2 separate regions of the Homo sapiens genome follow, and region 1 is linked to region 2. The links are chromatin loops, found by intact Hi-C in ENCODE. Cell type or tissue: endothelial cell of umbilical vein. All regions are shown on one strand. Each heading gives the region's core, and the rest is flanking DNA. Links, peaks and the distances in the headings are about the cores only. Region 1 overlaps SHISA4 (shisa family member 4). Region 2 holds the start of MIR6740 (microRNA 6740).

Region 1 (8,322 bases), core at 260-8,259, 110 kb before region 2:
CTGGGGCCACGTGCACAGCTCCCTGCTTAACTCTGCCAAGCAGGGTGTGGGAGGCAAAGATGGCCAGCCTGGAGCTTGCCAGAGGCCAGCACCAGGGTGCTTACCTTGGTTTCCTGGGCAGGAGGAGGAGGCTTCCCATAGGAGATGGGTCTCTGAATGCTGATCCTTCTCCCCCATCTAGGCCAGGAGATTCCAATGACAGGCATCCCAGTGCAGCCAGTATACCCATACCCCCAGGACCCCAAAGCTGGCCCTGCACCCCCACAGCCTGGCTTCATATACCCACCTAGTGGTCCTGCTCCCCAATATCCACTCTACCCAGCTGGGCCCCCAGTCTACAACCCTGCAGGTAAGTAAGCAATCTGGAGCCCCTTGCTGCTGCCTTCCCCCACCCCTTGCCCTGCGACCTCCCCTGTGCCTCTCTCATTCTCAGATTCCCTCTCCCAGACTTCCTCCACCTCTAGCCCGAAACCTCCAGGCCCACTCTTCCCTATGGGTCCTGTCTGCCCCGGGGGCAGGGGTGTTACTTTTCGTCCACCTATGCCACCACTCACCCTCATCCTGTCTCTTTGGCTTTCAGCTCCTCCTCCCTATATGCCACCACAGCCCTCTTACCCGGGAGCCTGAGGAACCAGCCATGTCTCTGCTGCCCCTTCAGTGATGCCAACCTTGGGAGATGCCCTCATCCTGTACCTGCATCTGGTCCTGGGGGTGGCAGGAGTCCTCCAGCCACCAGGCCCCAGACCAAGCCAAGCCCTGGGCCCTACTGGGGACAGAGCCCCAGGGAAGTGGAACAGGAGCTGAACTAGAACTATGAGGGGTTGGGGGGAGGGCTTGGAATTATGGGCTATTTTTACTGGGGGCAAGGGAGGGAGATGACAGCCTGGGTCACAGTGCCTGTTTTCAAATAGTCCCTCTGCTCCCAAGATCCCAGCCAGGAAGGCTGGGGCCCTACTGTTTGTCCCCTCTGGGCTGGGGTGGGGGGAGGGAGGAGGTTCCGTCAGCAGCTGGCAGTAGCCCTCCTCTCTGGCTGCCCCACTGGCCACATCTCTGGCCTGCTAGATTAAAGCTGTAAAGACATAACTCATATCAGTCGCATCATTGGACCCATCCACACCTTCCAGGAACACCGCCTTCAGCTGGGCCCAGACTGTTGCCCACTCCATATTCCAAAAGTAGGGGAGGGCCAGCACCAGCATCGGAGCACAGCACCATCCTCACCCCCATCCACAAGCAGACCAAGGCGGACTGTTCCTGGCTTCCTAAAGGCTTCCTAAAGACAATGAGGTGAATTTTGCCACAGCTCTGAAGAGATGCTCGTTTGCACTACAGATATTCCCTGCTAGGGATCAACAGCTCTACAACAGCTGAGGCACTGCTAACTGTACAAAGGCAGTTCCCATTCAGGTACCCTTAGATTCATTCTGGGCCCCACCACTTTCTGACCTTGGCCATGTCTCCAAAGGTTCCCAAGCCTCAATGTCCTTATCTATAGAATGGAGATAGGACAGGTGCGGTAGCTCATGCCTGTAATCTCAGTACTTTGAGAGGCCAAGGGGGGGGGATCGCCTGAGGTCAGGAGTTCAAGACCAGCCTGGCCAACATGGTGAATCCCTGTCTCTGCTAATATACAAAAAAAAATTAGCCAGGCATTGTGGCAGGCGCCTGTAATCCCAGCTACTCGGGAGGCTAAGGCAGGAGAATCGCTTGAACCCAGGAGGCTGGGGTTACATTGAGCCGAGATTGCGCCACTGTACTCCAGCCTGGGCAACAGAACCAGGATCTGTCTCTAAATAAATAAATAAAAATAAATAAATAAATAAATCAAATGGGGATAATACCCCATGGCTGTCAGGAGGGTGAAATAGTATGTACATGAAACTGTTAGTCCTGTGCTTTCCTTCCTGATTAGAGATCCTAGAACTAGGAGCCAGGTAGAGACACTGGGTGACCCAAGAATCTGGTGCAAGGTGCTTCTGTCAGCTGCTTGGGTTGCCAGTCCCCAGGCCCATGTCTGTGACCCCCACTGAGCCACACAGTGGGGGATATGACCTTTTCTCCCCCTCCTCCCACAAATATTGCCTAGAAGAGCCCCCCTACCTCTGGAGCTGCCTGGCTGTCTTCCCTCTCCTTGTTCCCTGGGGTCATGGTCCTTGTGCTCTCAGGACTTGTCTGGTGACAGATCCAGGGAAGGAAGTTTTATTGTTTTTAACTCAAGTGGGAAAAGTGTCAGCTCAGCTTGGCAAAGCCCCACCAATGAAGAGCCCCTCCCCTCTCCAAGCCCCTTATCCAAGTATCCTCTAAGCCCAGCCCTCCTTTTCTCCCCATCCACAGGTACTCCAGCCCCACTGCAGCCTCAGGCTTTGCTCTCCTGCCCTGCCCGCTCAGACCTCTGGGATCCTGCAGCCCAGCTGGGTTCTGGATATGGCCGTTGTGCTGACCATGCCCCCAGGGCCTTCTGCCACCCACATACTCTTGAGGATTATCTCTTGTCACGCAGCCTGGAAGGCAAGAGCTCCTGGGCCAGGGTTTTGGGGCCAGGGTCAGAAATTCCCCTGGGCAGAGCTCTGCCCCTAGATTCATGGCTTTCCCCTTCCCAGTGAAATCTTCATGGGGCCCACATGTCTGCCCCTGGATCAGACCCAGACAGGGAGGGGCTGCTGATGCTGGTAGAGACAGAGCTGAGGCCACAGGTACAAATCCTCTTTCTCTTTGAGGGTGGGGACAAGAGGTGGGAGCTGGAGCCCTGGAGTGCCTGGCTTCACAATTTAGGAAAGAGGGTCTCCAAGTCATCTGAGGTTTGGAGTGCAGTCTCCTCTCTCCTGAAGCTGGGAGCTGGAAGAGATCTACATATTAAGGTTTTTTAGTTTCTCCGAGAAATGATGTGTAAATGTATGCAAGGTGATGCCAGTCAGAATTAATTATCCTTGAATCAACAACCTGGTGCCAATGAAAAAATGCTTTGTAGTCTGGGATAGGAGGCAGGTTTACCCTAGCCATAGCTGAGACTGGAAGAGTAGAGTTGCCCCATTTCCAGTCAACTAACTCTGCAAAACACTGAAGAGAATTCTAAGAAAAGGAGCAAAACTGTGACAGAGTAGGACTTTCACATGCTCTGAGCAGTGAAGAGGTCTCTCACATATCCTGGAGTTCTTTAAATGGAGGCAATCACCCCTACGTCTCTTCCCAAACCACTGCAGTCTCCTCTGACCCCACCTCATCTGACTCATCATCTGGGAAACAAGGGGAGCCCAGCAGGGCCAGGGGAGTACAAAGCTGTAGTTGCCCCTCCGGATCGCCTTGTTCCTCAGCTAGCACCCCTGAAAGCCAATCAGGCACTCTATAAGGGCAGGCAGGAGTGAGGGTGGGAGGGGCAGTGTCCCTCAAGGATTGGGGGACCTCAATAGTGTCAATAGGGTCCTGCTAGGCTGGGAGGGAATGGTGAATCCCCCAAAGGGCGGTCTGGAAGGCACATGTGGAGAAGAGGGGCATTTTTAGACAAAAGCAAGAGGAGTGCATTCTTAGGGCAGGAATCTTGCCAGGCTGGGCCTGCTCAAGGGAAAGCGGATCTCACAGGTGGATGGGAGGGGTCAGGTGCAGGGGAAGGAGCTAGGGCAGGGACACATGGAAATACAATGGGCAGGGGGAGAAAGGTTGGCAAGAAAGGAGAGACACCTTGGGTGAGGGGAGAAGGGGAGCCCCCCACAAGAGGTGAACAGAAGGGAGGTACTTCAGGCAAAGAGTAAAGGAGGGAGGGGCAAGTAAGGGAAGGGCCCTAGAGGGCTGGAGGAAGGAGGGAGGGAGGGAGGGGTAGGAGGGGCATAGACAGGATGAGTGGGAGGTGCTGGGGGAAGGGTGCTGAGGGGGGCCACACTCTCTTGGCCACTCTTAGGCCAGCAGCCTAGCCCAGCACCACAGCAACACAGGCCCTAGTTAGGCCAAACTCAGAGGTCAGGAGCCCCAGCCTGGCCATGCAGGGTGAAGGGTAGGGGGCAGCACATGGCACTCCCGACTTGGTGGTCCAGAAGCTCATGGGTGACCTGCATCCAGATCTCATGTTTCTTAAAGAGTGCCACATGTGTGACACAGTGCCCAGGCCTAGAGCCCCTTGCTCACCTGCAGGTTGAGCTTCTGTAAGGACAAGTGAGGCCAGCGCCTTGGCAGCTGCTGGTGCCTGCCATCCCACCCACAGCCAGCACCAGGGCCTAGGTCCCAGTGCTGGGAAGGTGGAGGGAAAGACGCTTTTCCCATCTGGATAGGACCAGGAGGCAAGAAGCTTGGGGTGCAACGGCTGGGCCCTGCGGGCCGGGAGAGCTGAGAGGTGAAGCCTCCCTTCCTTGCAGGTAGGAGCTAGGGAATGTGATTCTCCAGGAAGTGATGGAGGGTGGGGGGGCAGAGTGGAGGATATGACAGTGGGGGCTGCAGGCAGAGACCGTGGAGGTCAGACCGTGGCTTCATCCAGGTTGCTAGATGAACCCAGAGATAAGAGACTTGGGTTCAAATCCTGATTCATCAACTTCGACAAGTCATTTTCTATCTTCGAACCTCTTTTTTTGTCCTTGTACAGTACAGGCACCAGACAAGGATAGAGCCTTTCTGGATTTCCCTCTCTAAGTTTTAGGAAAGGAAGCAGGATAGATGGGTGACTGCCAGTGTTGGTGGGGCAGGTGGGCAGCAGTGGGTGCGTGGCGCAGCAGAAACACAGCCTCCAGAGTTTGGGCCCCTTTTCCGAAGCTCACCAGGCTATCTGCCCATCTTTTCCTCCCCCTCCCTCTAACTGCCTCCCTCCCCTGGTCCCTAGCACAGCTCCAGGGCACCCCTGGAGCAGCTGGAGAATCTGGGTTGCGGTCCACCCCCAGGTGGCGCTGTGCTCCCGCACCAGGTTCAAGTGCACTAGAGGAGTGATGACATCATCCAGGACGGAAACAGCATCCCCACCGCGGGAGCACCGAGGAAGAGGGCAGCTCACTTGTTGCTCAGGACAGTAGGGAGTGGTTTTTCTCTCTGGCTAAATCATGTTTGAAGTTTGGTAGAAAGGGCTTCCTAAGGTGACAGGTTCTATTGGACCCTTAAGATTTGGAGGCAGGTTGTTTGGGTTCAGGTGAGCGTCCAGTGCTTTCCTGCAGCACCGTCACAGCCTTATTTCAGTGAGGGAAGGAAGGGGAGCTGTTAATGAGAAGCAGTTCTATGGCCTGAAGACCTGGGCTCAAAACAAAACCAACAAACAAAACAGACCTGAGCTCTGACTTTTATTAGCTGTGTGATCATGGATATATTAGTTAACCTCTCTGGGCCAAATTCTATCTGCAAAATAGAATATTGGTATCCACCTCACAGAGTTGAAGGATCAGCTGAAGCAACCTAAAGCATCTAGCTAGTGCCCAGTGCCCAGCAGGCACAGGGGGGTGCAGTGGGACTGACAGTGAGGGCTGACAGTGGAAGCTCTAGCTGGCCTTAGCTCCAGCTCATACCCTTTAGGTCCAGGAGCCAGTGTGTGTCTGTCTCCTCTCCTCTGGGCCCAGTGATTGCTTAGGTGACTGGGGTGACAGGCAAGTGGGTGGAGGGAATGGAGAAGAGTGTACCCTGGGATCTGAGGGCTTTACCCCCAGGACTAGACTGCCCTCTGGTTTTGGTCAGACCTAGCACAGCGATCTTGCTTCCTAGCTGGGGCACCCCACCCTCACCTCAAAGATGGTGAAACTGCTGTGCCTCCTGCTGTTGAGGCAACCTGGAGGCAGAGAAACCTACAAGTGACACAGACCCAAGGTGGCAGTTCCACAGTGCCAAGGGGTGGCAGCACCTTCAAGAGAATGAAATTCAGAAAGATGCCTTTCACCTACACCCGATGGTGGGCATGGCAGCATTGTCAGCATTCCTGCAGTTGGGGCAGGAAGTGGAATTGGTGAGCAGGTGGGGAGGGCTGGGGAAGATGAGGCCCCTCTGAGCCCTAGGGCACACAGATATGGGTGCTATTCTCCAAATAGTCACTCCACTTCTCTGCCTGCCGCCTTCCTGGGCCTGTGACTGCTGTGAGGACCTGGCCCTGAGCCCATGGTTAGGCAGAGTCATGGAATGAGCATCCCTGAACATGCCTAATATAGCCATCCCAGCACCCTGGGCTCCACTCTGCCCCAGCACCCCTGAGAACAACTCTGGCTACTGACTCCAGGCAGCAGGACTGGTTCAGGAGCAGACCTAGTAGAGGCCTGGCCTTCTAGACCTGGACAACCAGGTCAGTGGAGAGTCTTCTGCTTAGAGTTCAGATTTTCCTCCATGCTGCACTTTCTGAGGATGTGAATTTATTTCTTGGCCAACTCAAATAGTGTGGCAGGGAACCTGAGCTTCTAGAGTCCTCCAGGGAGCCCAGGGTTAGGATCAGGACTCACAGTTCAGGACAACAGGTGGGGCACAGCCATTCACAGCTAAAGGTTTGTATATATTATCAAAATCTTATGGAAAAACAGATACACAGCTATTCATACAGCAGCAGGTGGGTGTGAGGAAAATGTCTGCTTTGGCATCAAACCTTCAAGTCCAGCTGCTGTCTGTCCCACTCCTCCTGTCTGGAGCCTACTCCCATCAGGCACTGTGCATCCAGGCCACTGCCCCTGCCACATCCTCTAATTAGCCTGGACTTTGGGGTATCCTCAGCCCCTCCCCACGCTCCCCTTTGGGCCCCCATGCCTCTCCATCTTTCTGCCATTTTCCCACACAGAGTGCCACTGGCCCAGCAGCTTTGCCCCGTGGGCTCCTCAGAGGCCTGAATCCTGGCCCTGGAGGGCAGTGGGGCTGGGGTGGATGTGGTCCCTGTGGGACATCTTTCCTGGATCACAGGCCTTTTGCAGCTTGCCAGCTACATGGGCCCTGGACAGTGCCATCTTCTCAGTGATGTGCTAAAAGGACTCTTCTTGTCCAGAAACCTGAGCTCCATGTACTAAAGCAAAATTTGGAGAGCCTCAGAGACAAGAAAAGGAAAGTGAGAAGAGATAAGGCATCCTTCCTTGAGCGTGACCCAGGCCTGGACTCTCCCATGGCAGAATAGGGACATCCACAGCAGGTCAGCCAGGGATGGGGTGGGCAGGGTCTGTGTAGCCCTGGGAGGTGAGGCCTGAGCAGTCATGGCATTGGCAGATGGTGCCTGGCAGCCTGGTCCTACTGAAGCAGTTTGGGCACTTCCACCTGTAGGGGCAAAGTAGAGACAGGTTAGAGAAGGGAGCTCAGCCACCTCACCTCCCTCCCTACTGGAAGGACACACAAGACACTGCAATATGTTATGTCTGTGGAATGTGAATGAGGTGTTGACACTGAGGGAGCATTTTTCATTGTCTGTAAAAATTGGATGTCATTGAGTGACCACTGGAATTACAATTGAGATTTTCCTTTATCTCATGATACCTTGTCCCAGATGATGTTGTGGGGGTTGGGTATCCAACCAAATGGACAAACGATCGTGGACTTTGTCACCCAGGCCAGACTTCCAGGGGAGGCAGGGCTTGGAGAAGTAGGGTGTCCAGGGATGGCTCCTGTGTCCATGGCACTGGCTAGGCAAAGGTAGACTCTCCTGAGAGGTGAATCTCCCAGAGACCTTTCGGATGGACTGACCTGTAGGACTTGGCTGGTCCTGAGAGGAGGCTAAGTAAAACGTGGATCATTTTTGTTTGGGGAAATGGAGAAGACTTAAAGGAAGGACCCGAGGCAAAACTACTCTGTAGAGGCCATTTCTCCATTTTAAGGAGAAACAGGCTTCATTGCAGAATGAAAGAGAAGCATGGAGTGAGGTATTAAAGGAAGCTCCTTAAAGGAAGGGTAGAGTCTCAGCTCTAGGGGATATACAGGTGTGACCTGCCTGCAGGCAGGAGGATGCATGAGATGACCTGAAGTCCCCTATGGGCCCTGGGAGTCTATATCATCTGCAGCCGACATAAGCTCCTCTGCATGCCTTCCCTTTTGCAGTCCTACCCTCTCCTCCAGGCCCTACCCAGCCCCGCCCTGTTGGCTCATGCCCACAACTACTTAACTTCTTGAGCTGCTTGAGGTTGCTGGAGCGGATGGCAGCCAATAGCTGGTCACGGGAGTTCTTCTCCTGGGCAGGGAGGACTTTGTCTCCCATCTTCCTCTGGGTAGCTGGTGAGAGTGAATTCTTCAGGTTCTCCATGATAAGGGGTGGAGCCAAGGGAGGGGGAGGGGGTGGTGGGGCAGCTGGAGCACCCCCTTTTTTGGGTGAGTTCTTTGGAGAGGGCTTTGGAGATGGTTGAGGTGAAGGTTTTGGGGAGCCCTTAGCCACGGCCCCGGCCTTGGGTACCTCCAGCAGATCCTTCTTCT
Region 2 (8,322 bases), core at 270-8,269:
GTGGCTTTTCCACCTCCTGCCTCCCAGAGCAAAGTTTCCCTGATCCCAGAAGTGAAGGAGAGGAGGAAGAGAGGAGGGTATGAGCCAGGCTTCTCACTGTTGCTGAGGAGAGGGCCTAGGAGATGAGGTTCTTTGTGTGTGTGTGTGTGTGTGTGTGTGTGTGTGTGTGTGTGTGTTTTGAGATGGAGTCTCGCTCTGTCACCCAGGCTGGAGGGCAGTGGCGTGATCTCAGCTCACTGCAACCTCCACCTCCCAGGTTCAAGCGATTCTCCTGCCTCAGCCTCCAGAGTAGCTGGGATTACAGACGCCCTCCACCACACTCAGCTAATTTTTGTATTTTTAGTAGAGACAGGGTTTCACCATGTTGGCCAGGCTGGTCTCGAACTCCTGACCTCAGGTGATCTGTCCACCTTGGTCCCAAAGTGCTGGGATTACAGGTGTGAGCCACCAGGCCCGGCAGAGAAGAGGTTCTTGAGGTGTTCAAAATGTGACCTGCAGTTGCCAAGTTTGAGATGGGGCAGCACCGTCAAGGTCCTTTGTTGACCTGTGTTTTCCCATTGCTGGAAGTTTCCCCACACTCTGTTTTTAACTTTGACATCTTCAGACTTTAGGCTCCTTAGATAAAAGGCTCCAGGTTGGTCTTTATGACCCCAAGTTGGCCTCCAGGGAACTCCATGTGATGGAGCTGATAATACATTTATCACCTCCACCCCTGCTTGGAAGGAGAGAGGGAAACAAATGCCTGGAGAGTGAGCTCCAGGAGAGCAGACACCACCTCGATGAGGGAAGTCCCAGCAAGGCAGGGGAGCCACGTGGGAGAAGCATTGAGGAGCCTGGGCTTTATTTTCCGCACTGGGCCCGAAGTCGTACTCTGCCTGTTTAGTGACTGCATCTGTTAGGGCTTGGAAATAGGCTGGAAAGGGAGGCGAGGTAGGGTCTGCTCCGGGAAGCCAGGGCCTCTTGGTGACCTCCCCGCTTCTCGGCAGGTATGACTTGCTCTTCATGCCACCGTCCTTTCCATTTGGAGGAATGGAGAACCCTTGTCTGACCTTTGTCACCCCCTGCCTGCTAGCTGGGGACCGCTCCTTGGCAGATGTCATCATCCATGAGATCTCCCACAGTTGGTTTGGGAACCTGGTCACCAACGCCAACTGGGGTGAATTCTGGCTCAATGAAGGTTTCACCATGTACGCCCAGAGGAGGATCTCCACCATCCTCTTTGGTAAAGTGCCCACCCCTCTCCTAAGGAGTCTGCCTCCCATTCTTAACCTGTGGGGCCAGTGTGATCTCCTTATGGGGTTTCAGAATACAAGTGGGTGTGAAGAGACGAGGCAGTAGTGTGTATCCAACATTTTTCTGTATGTATGAATTGTCAAACCACACATGGTTTGACAACTGACTTTTTTTTAAAAAAACATTTCCCCAGGTCATTAGTTTTTTTTTTTTTTGAGACAGAGTTTTGCTCTTGTTGCCCAGGCTGGAGTGCAATGGCACGATCTCGGCTCACTGCAACCTCCACCTCCCGGCTTCAAGCGATTCTCCTGCCTCAGCCTCCCGAGTAGCTGGGATTACAGGCATGCGCCACCACACCTGGCTAATTTTGTATTTTTAGAAGAGACGAGGTTTCTCCATGTTGGTCAGGCTGGTCTCGAACTCATGACCTCAGGTGATCCAACCTCCTCGGCCTCTCAAAGTGCCAGGATTACAGGCGTGAGCCACCATGCCCAGCCCATTAGATTTTCTTCTATAGCTGCATATATGGATGTTTTTTAATTTACTGGTTGTTTCCAATTTTCCATTGAAATATGTTGACAAATTTCCTTACACATAAATGTCTATTCATATCAGATGATTTCAACAATGATAAATTCTTAGAAACATAATTTCTGGGTCTGAACTTTTTTTTTTTTTTTTTTTTTGAGACAGAGTCTTGTTCTGTTGCCAGGCTGGAGTGCAGCGTTGCAATCTCGGCTCATTGCAACCTCCACCTCCGTAGTTCAAGCAATTCTCCTGCCTCAGCTCCCCCACATCCCACTCCCTGTAGCTGGGATTACAGGCATGCACCACCATGCCCAGCTAGTTTTTATGTTTTTAGTAGAGACAGGATTTCGGCATATTGGCCAGACTGGTCTTGAACTCCTGGCCTCAAGTGACCTGCCTGTCTAAGCCTCCCAAAGTGCTGAGACAACAGCTGTGAGCCACTGCGCCCGGCCCTGAACGTTTTAAATTACATAGTCTTTTTAGTACATATTGTCCATTATCTTCCAGAAAGTTTGTACAAATTCTGTACTTTCATTCAGAATATATATAGCAAGAGCCTGTTTGTGAATATCTTAATCAGCCATTAGGAATCCTGCAAGCAAATATTTTTATCCCATTGTACAGTTGAAGAAACTGAGGCTGAGAGAGGCTAAGCCACTTACTCAGAGTCAAAACATCTAGGAAAGGGCAGAGCTGGCTGGTTCCAAAACCCTGTGCCCCACCCCTCCACTGTTCCCTCAGTCATTGTTTTTAATGCAGAAGGAGACTTAGAGATCCTTAAAAATTTGGGGTTGATAATTTCTTTTGTCTGACAGAAACAGTTAGATGAAAATAATTCTAAGTTTTCACAGAAGATCAAGTCATTGCCAGGCATGGTGGCTCACGCCTGAGGCAGGTGGATCACCTGAGGTCAGGAGTTTGAGACCAGCCTGACCAAAATGGTGAAACCCCCGTCTCTACTAAAAATACAAAAATTAGCCAGGCATCATGGTGTGTGCCTGTAGTCCCAGCTACTTGGTAAGCTGAGATAGGAGAATTGCTTGAATCCAGGAGGTGGAGGATGCAGTGAGCCGAGATCGTGCCACTGCACTCCAGCCTGGGCAACAGAGCGAGACTCTGTCTCAAAAAAAAAAAAAAAATCAAATCATTTTCTAAAAATAAGGCCGGGGGCTGGGCGTGGTGGTTCACGCTTGTAATCCCAGCACTTTGGGAGGCCAAGGCGGGCATATCACCTGAGATCAGGAGTTTGAGCTTGGCCAACGTGGTAAAGCCCCCTCTCTACTAAAAATACAAAAATTAGCTGGGCGTGGTGGTGCACACCTGTAATCCCGGCTACTCAGGAGGCTGATGCAGAAGAATCGCTTGAACCCAGGAGGAGACGGAGGTTGCAGTGAGCCAAGATCACGCCATTGCACTCCAGCCTGGGTGACAGAGTGAGGCTTTGTCTCAAAAAATAAAATAATAAAATAAATGAAATAAGATAAAATAAAAATACAGTACTTTGATAAGGAAAGGTAACTGTCAGAAAGGTGCGATTCCCCCAGTCCTCACTTAGGAGAGAGACCAACAGCCTGAGTTAACCAAGTCCTTTGTAGCCCACAGCAACAGGGAGCTAGGGACTGAGTCAGGCTCTCTGTAACTGTCCCTATTTGCCCTGGGTCCCCAGGAGGGTAATGTTATTAAGCTTCAGGTATCTGTCGCTGTTCTTCTTGAGGCCACAAGGAGGCAGCACAGTGTCTCTGTCAGGAAAATACACTTGGATGTGGTGACAGACGTTTTCCCGAGGCTTACGTTTGATTCTGCACCAGGCGCTGCGTACACCTGCTTGGAGGCTGCAACGGGGCGGGCTCTGCTGCGTCAGCACATGGACATCACTGGAGAGGAAAACCCACTCAACAAGCTCCGCGTGAAGATTGAACCAGGTCCAGGAGGCTCCTCTGTCTGACACCCACTCCCCTCAATTGAGCTTGGAGCCCCAAGTTAATGCGAACTTCATGTTGATCAGTGCACGCTTAGAATACTTTATTTGGAGGGAGGGGCACTCCAGAGCTCTTTGTAGCCAATTCTCTGGCCCCTGGGCTGACTGAACCCAAGCCATTGCAGCCAGATAGGAGTTCTGTCCAGTCTGTGCGGTTCGTGATGACTTCACCATTGCTTTGCATTTGCACAAGTCCATATCGTTTTACCAGGCTCTTTCGCATTCCTTCATGATCATCAGGGCAGATCTGTGGATTCTGTAGAATAAAAGCATTAGCCTTATTTTACAGAGGATGGGACTGAGTGCCAGACAAGTTAAGTGTCTTGTCCAGGTCATGTACCTAATCAGTGCATGACTGCAACTGAGATCCGGGTCCTCTCTCCAAATTCAGATCTTTTTACTTCCTAACATTTTCCTTCATTCCATGTGTGACTAATCTGAAACCTTTTTATGCAATTGAAGCTCATGTTCCTTGATGCCGTTAAGTTTGCAGATGAATTTCTTAGAGACGGGTAATTAGTTTTAGCCTGGAACAGCTGTAAAAACAACACATTGGCTGGGCATGGTGGTTCACGCCTGTAATCCCAGGTCAAAGCGGGTGGATCATGAGGTCAAGAGTTCGAGACCAGCCTAGCCAATATGGAGAACCCTGTCTCTACTAAAAATACAAAAATTAGCTGGGTGTGGTGATGCACACCTGTAATCCCAGCTACTGGGGAGGCTGAGGCAGGAGAATCGCTCGACCCCAGGAGGCAGAGGTTGCAGTGAGCTGAGATCGTGCCACTGCACTCCAGCCTGGGTGATAGAGCAAGACTCCGTCTTAAAAAAAAAAAAAAAAAAACATTGATCTGGGAGGGTAGGTTGAGTATTTAGGTGGTGACCAATAGGGATGGAAAAGACACAGCTTGGTGCTCAGTGGGAAATGCTGATGGAACCTACCCACACAAAGTGTATCCTGGGACTAAGGAAATGTGTCCGCTCCTCTGGAAGGCTGGTTTCTCTGTCTTCATATTAGATCCACAGTGAATGGCCCTCTGAGATCTTGGAAGTACCTTGAGAGAGGCCAATATCTGGAGAGAGATCTTGGCCTTGAGATAGAGATCTTAAGAGAGAGAGTCTTGGCCTTGAGAGAGTCCAAGATCTGGAGAGAGGCCAGGATCTGGACACCTTCTTGGCCTTGCTGTCCCTGGGGAAGCTGAATTCTGATCTCTTCCATCGCTAGTCTTTGACTGTGGAGCTAGAGAAGAACGTTACGGGTGACAGGCTACAAAAGCTCAAATCTTGTCTGCTTTCTCCTCTGCCAGGCGTTGACCCGGACGACACCTATAATGAGACCCCCTACGAGAAAGGTTTCTGCTTTGTTTCATACCTGGCCCACTTGGTGGGTGATCAGGATCAGTTTGACAGTTTTCTCAAGGTATAGTCACATGAGGGGAGAAGGAAGAGGAGCGGATAAAGCCACTGGGCCTGATCAAGGGTAGAGGCAGGGGGCGAAAGATGTAAGGGGTTGGAGGAGGACCCAGGACACAGAGGGACACCACTCCCCACGGGGCCAGAGAGGGTCTAAAGAGCTTTCCCTCCTCACAGGCCTATGTGCATGAATTCAAATTCCGAAGCATCTTAGCCGATGACTTTCTGGACTTCTACTTGGAATATTTCCCTGAGCTTAAGAAAAAGAGAGTGGATATCATTCCAGGTAAGCAGAGGAACTGGCCCACAGGCTTCTAAAAAATAGTAGAGAATGAGATCTCATTGACACTCGGAAAGATGGTGGTGGATGGGAAAACACTGGGTCAGAGTCAGCTAGGTAGGGGCGTTTTGGGAAGCAAACCCAGAATCCTGGGATTTATTCCACAAGAATGACTTCTTTTCACTCCTCTCTGCCTCATTTTCTCCCAGTCTGTTTCCTTACTCTCTCCTCTCACCTGGACACACAGTCAGACCCTTAACTTGCCTGGAGAGCTGCCACTGCTGCCGCACCACTGCCCCAAGCTAAAACTCACAGGGCAGGAGCGGAGGCAGCACCCCTCCTACAGCCTTCTGAGTGAAGGCAACCCCAGTGGCCCTCCTTATTTCTTTCTTTCTTTTCTTTTCTTTTTTTTTTTTTTTGAGATGGAGTTTCGCTCTTGTTGCCCAGGCTGGAGTGCAATGGCACGATCTCGGCTCACCGCAACCTCCGCCTGCCGGGTTCAAGCGATTCTCCTGCCTCAGCCTCCCGAGTAGCTGGGATTACAGGCACGCGCCACCACGCCCGGCTATTTTGTATTTTTAGTAGAGACGGGGTTTCTCCATGTTGGTCAGGCTGGTCTCGAACTCCTGACCTCAGGTGATCCACCTGCCTCGGCCTCCCAAAGTGCTGGGATTACAGGCGTGAGCCGCTGTGCCCAGCCGCCAGTTTCTGCCTGGGAGGTACCACTTCCAAAGAAAAAACGAAAAATGTCCTGTCATGGAAGACACAATCCATTAGACATACCCCCACTTCTTGCTGTGACCTGAACCTTGAGTCACTCTATTGTTGGTTTGATGAAGTCCGCGTCCTCTGACAGTAGGATTGGTCAGGACTTTAGCAGCACCTACTGTTCGGTTGGAGGCTTGCATTTTAATGCGGGGACTCCGGAGCTAATGGTAGTTAATAATTCCAGAGTACTTACTATGCATCAGGCGATACGCTAAGCTTTTAATGTTTATTTGCTCATGTAATCCTCATAACCATCACGGAGGCAGGGCCTATCACCCCCACTTTATAGATAAAACTGAGGTGCAGAGAGGTGAAGTAACATGCCCGTGGCCTCCCAGCTGGTTAATGACAGAGCAGGGGTAGGAACCCAGGCAGCCTGGTCCTAGAGCCTGGGTGCTTAAGTACAGTGTGGTTGTGATCGGTAGGAGAATGTGCACGTGAATAGAGCATCCACCAACTTGGCTCTGACAACACAGTGCTAATTTGGAGCGAAAAGCACTTTCACGGTCGAAACGGCACAGTCTCTAGATGTCGTTATAACTAGGACCCTGCTGGAGCGAATAGTTACATGGGAAAGTAATGTTAAATGCTGGGGAAAGAGTTTGGGATGGAGAGAGGAGAAACTTGAGGTCTCTGGGAGTTGCTTAAACCAGTTGACCGTAACCTGGCCAGAGAATTCTGATAGTGTCTTCTCTCCTCCCAAACAGGTTTTGAGTTTGATCGATGGCTGAATACCCCCGGCTGGCCCCCGTACCTCCCTGATCTCTCCCCTGGGGACTCACTCATGAAGCCTGCTGAAGAGCTAGCCCAACTGTGGGCAGCCGAGGAGCTGGACATGAAGGCCATTGAAGCCGTGGCCATCTCTCCCTGGAAGACCTACCAGCTGGTCTACTTCCTGGATAAGATCCTCCAGAAATCCCCTCTCCCTCCTGGTAAGAAAAAATGGTGAACCAGGGCTCCTTGTGTGCACAGCTTTATGTCAGGGGCTAGAGGGAGGCTCACAAAAAGTAGTGATGCTTGCCCCTAGGGAACTGCCACGTACACTAGGGAGGCTGGCACTCCACAAGGAATGTGCCACCGGGAGGTTATGGGTTAGGGGACTGCCACGTACACTAGGGAGGCTGGCACTCCACAAGGAATGTGCCATCGGGAGGTTATGGGTTCTACTTACAAGCACCTCAAGGACAAAGTCACAAAGCCTGGCATTGCTCAAGTCCGAAGCTCCTGCAGGCGACTCTTGTAAGGCTTTTGTGTCTATTAAGTCATTTAATTCCCACAACTCCTCTGGGAAGTAGGCGGTGTGATGTTAATACCCAGGTGACAGAATGAACTTGAGGTACAAACAGTTCGCACAGAACCCAGTCATCCAGAGCTCTCAACCTCTAATGCTTTGTGGCTGCTCAGTCAACATAATATTCACCAAGGGGTTAAAAAAAAGTTAGAGCCAAGATGACTTTTAGCAGATGAGTGGTAGGAGAAAAAATGGGACAGATATTGGGGGAATATGTCTGCTTTAATCTTGCTCTGTCGACCAGGCTGGAGTGCCGTGGTGCTATTGGCTCACAGCAACCTCCACCTTCTGAGTTCAAGTGATTCTTGATTCTAGCACCTCAGCCTCCAAGTAGCTGGGATTACAGGCGTGCGCCACCACACCCGGCCAGTTTTGTTTGGTATTTTTAGTAGAGATGGGGTTTCGCCATATTGGCCAGGCTGGTCTCACATTCCTGACCTCAAGTGATCCGCCCACCTCAGCCTCCCAAAATTCTAGTATTACAGGTGTGACCCACCGTGACCAGCCACAAACCATTTCTTTCTCTTCTCCAGGGAATGTGAAAAAACTTGGAGACACATACCCAAGTATCTCAAATGCCCGGAATGCAGAGCTCCGGCTGCGATGGGGCCAAATCGTCCTTAAGAACGACCACCAGGAAGATTTCTGGAAAGTGAAGGAGTTCCTGCATAACCAGGTGGGTGACCCCTGCCTCGCTGTTCCCGAAAGCACACTGGGACCCACTCGGCCATATGTGAAGTAATCATGTGGGCAGGGCTCATCTAGGACTCATCTGAGGCACAGAGGGAGGGGCAAATGACCTGAGGACCCTACCACTCAGCCTCTTTACTAGTG

The links. Hi-C counts contacts between places; a loop is a spot of excess contacts. Peaks named below come from ENCODE experiments on the same cell type or tissue, not always from the same donor. Only the 100,000 strongest peaks of a DNase experiment are listed, where the experiment ranks them.
Region 1: a loop joins it to region 2, with 9 times the contacts of the local background. A loop is called at or near these places in 5 of 110 quality-filtered maps.

The regions. Positions count from the first base shown.
Region 1 is chr1:201,891,220-201,899,541 of GRCh38, forward strand. It overlaps SHISA4 (shisa family member 4), which reads left to right. Exons shown (of 5, transcript NM_198149.3): 4 at 182-349; 5 at 581-1,368. The coding sequence ends at 627. LMOD1 (leiomodin 1) reads right to left here. Exons shown (of 3, transcript NM_012134.3): 2 at 8,018-8,322; 3 at 5,237-7,179. The coding sequence ends at 7,153. Among named protein-coding and RNA genes, the nearest start is that of SHISA4, 6.5 kb to the left of the region's middle. RefSeq lists an enhancer at 4,923-4,992. In endothelial cell of umbilical vein, for the core only: a CTCF peak has its summit at 4,853 (motif pointing right); a DNase peak (open chromatin) is centred at 4,892.
Region 2 is chr1:201,996,333-202,004,654 of GRCh38, forward strand. RNPEP (arginyl aminopeptidase) reads left to right here. Exons shown (of 11, transcript NM_020216.4): 5 at 987-1,222; 6 at 3,570-3,683; 7 at 5,044-5,156; 8 at 5,327-5,435; 9 at 6,905-7,129; 10 at 8,022-8,164. ELF3-AS1 (ELF3 antisense RNA 1) reads right to left here. Exons shown (of 2, transcript NR_146472.1): 2 at 3,719-3,995. It overlaps MIR6740 (microRNA 6740), which reads left to right and starts at 6,792; the gene lies at 6,792-6,904. RefSeq lists an enhancer at 8,000-8,322. In endothelial cell of umbilical vein, for the core only: a CTCF peak has its summit at 3,473 (motif pointing right); no DNase peak of the experiment used is centred there.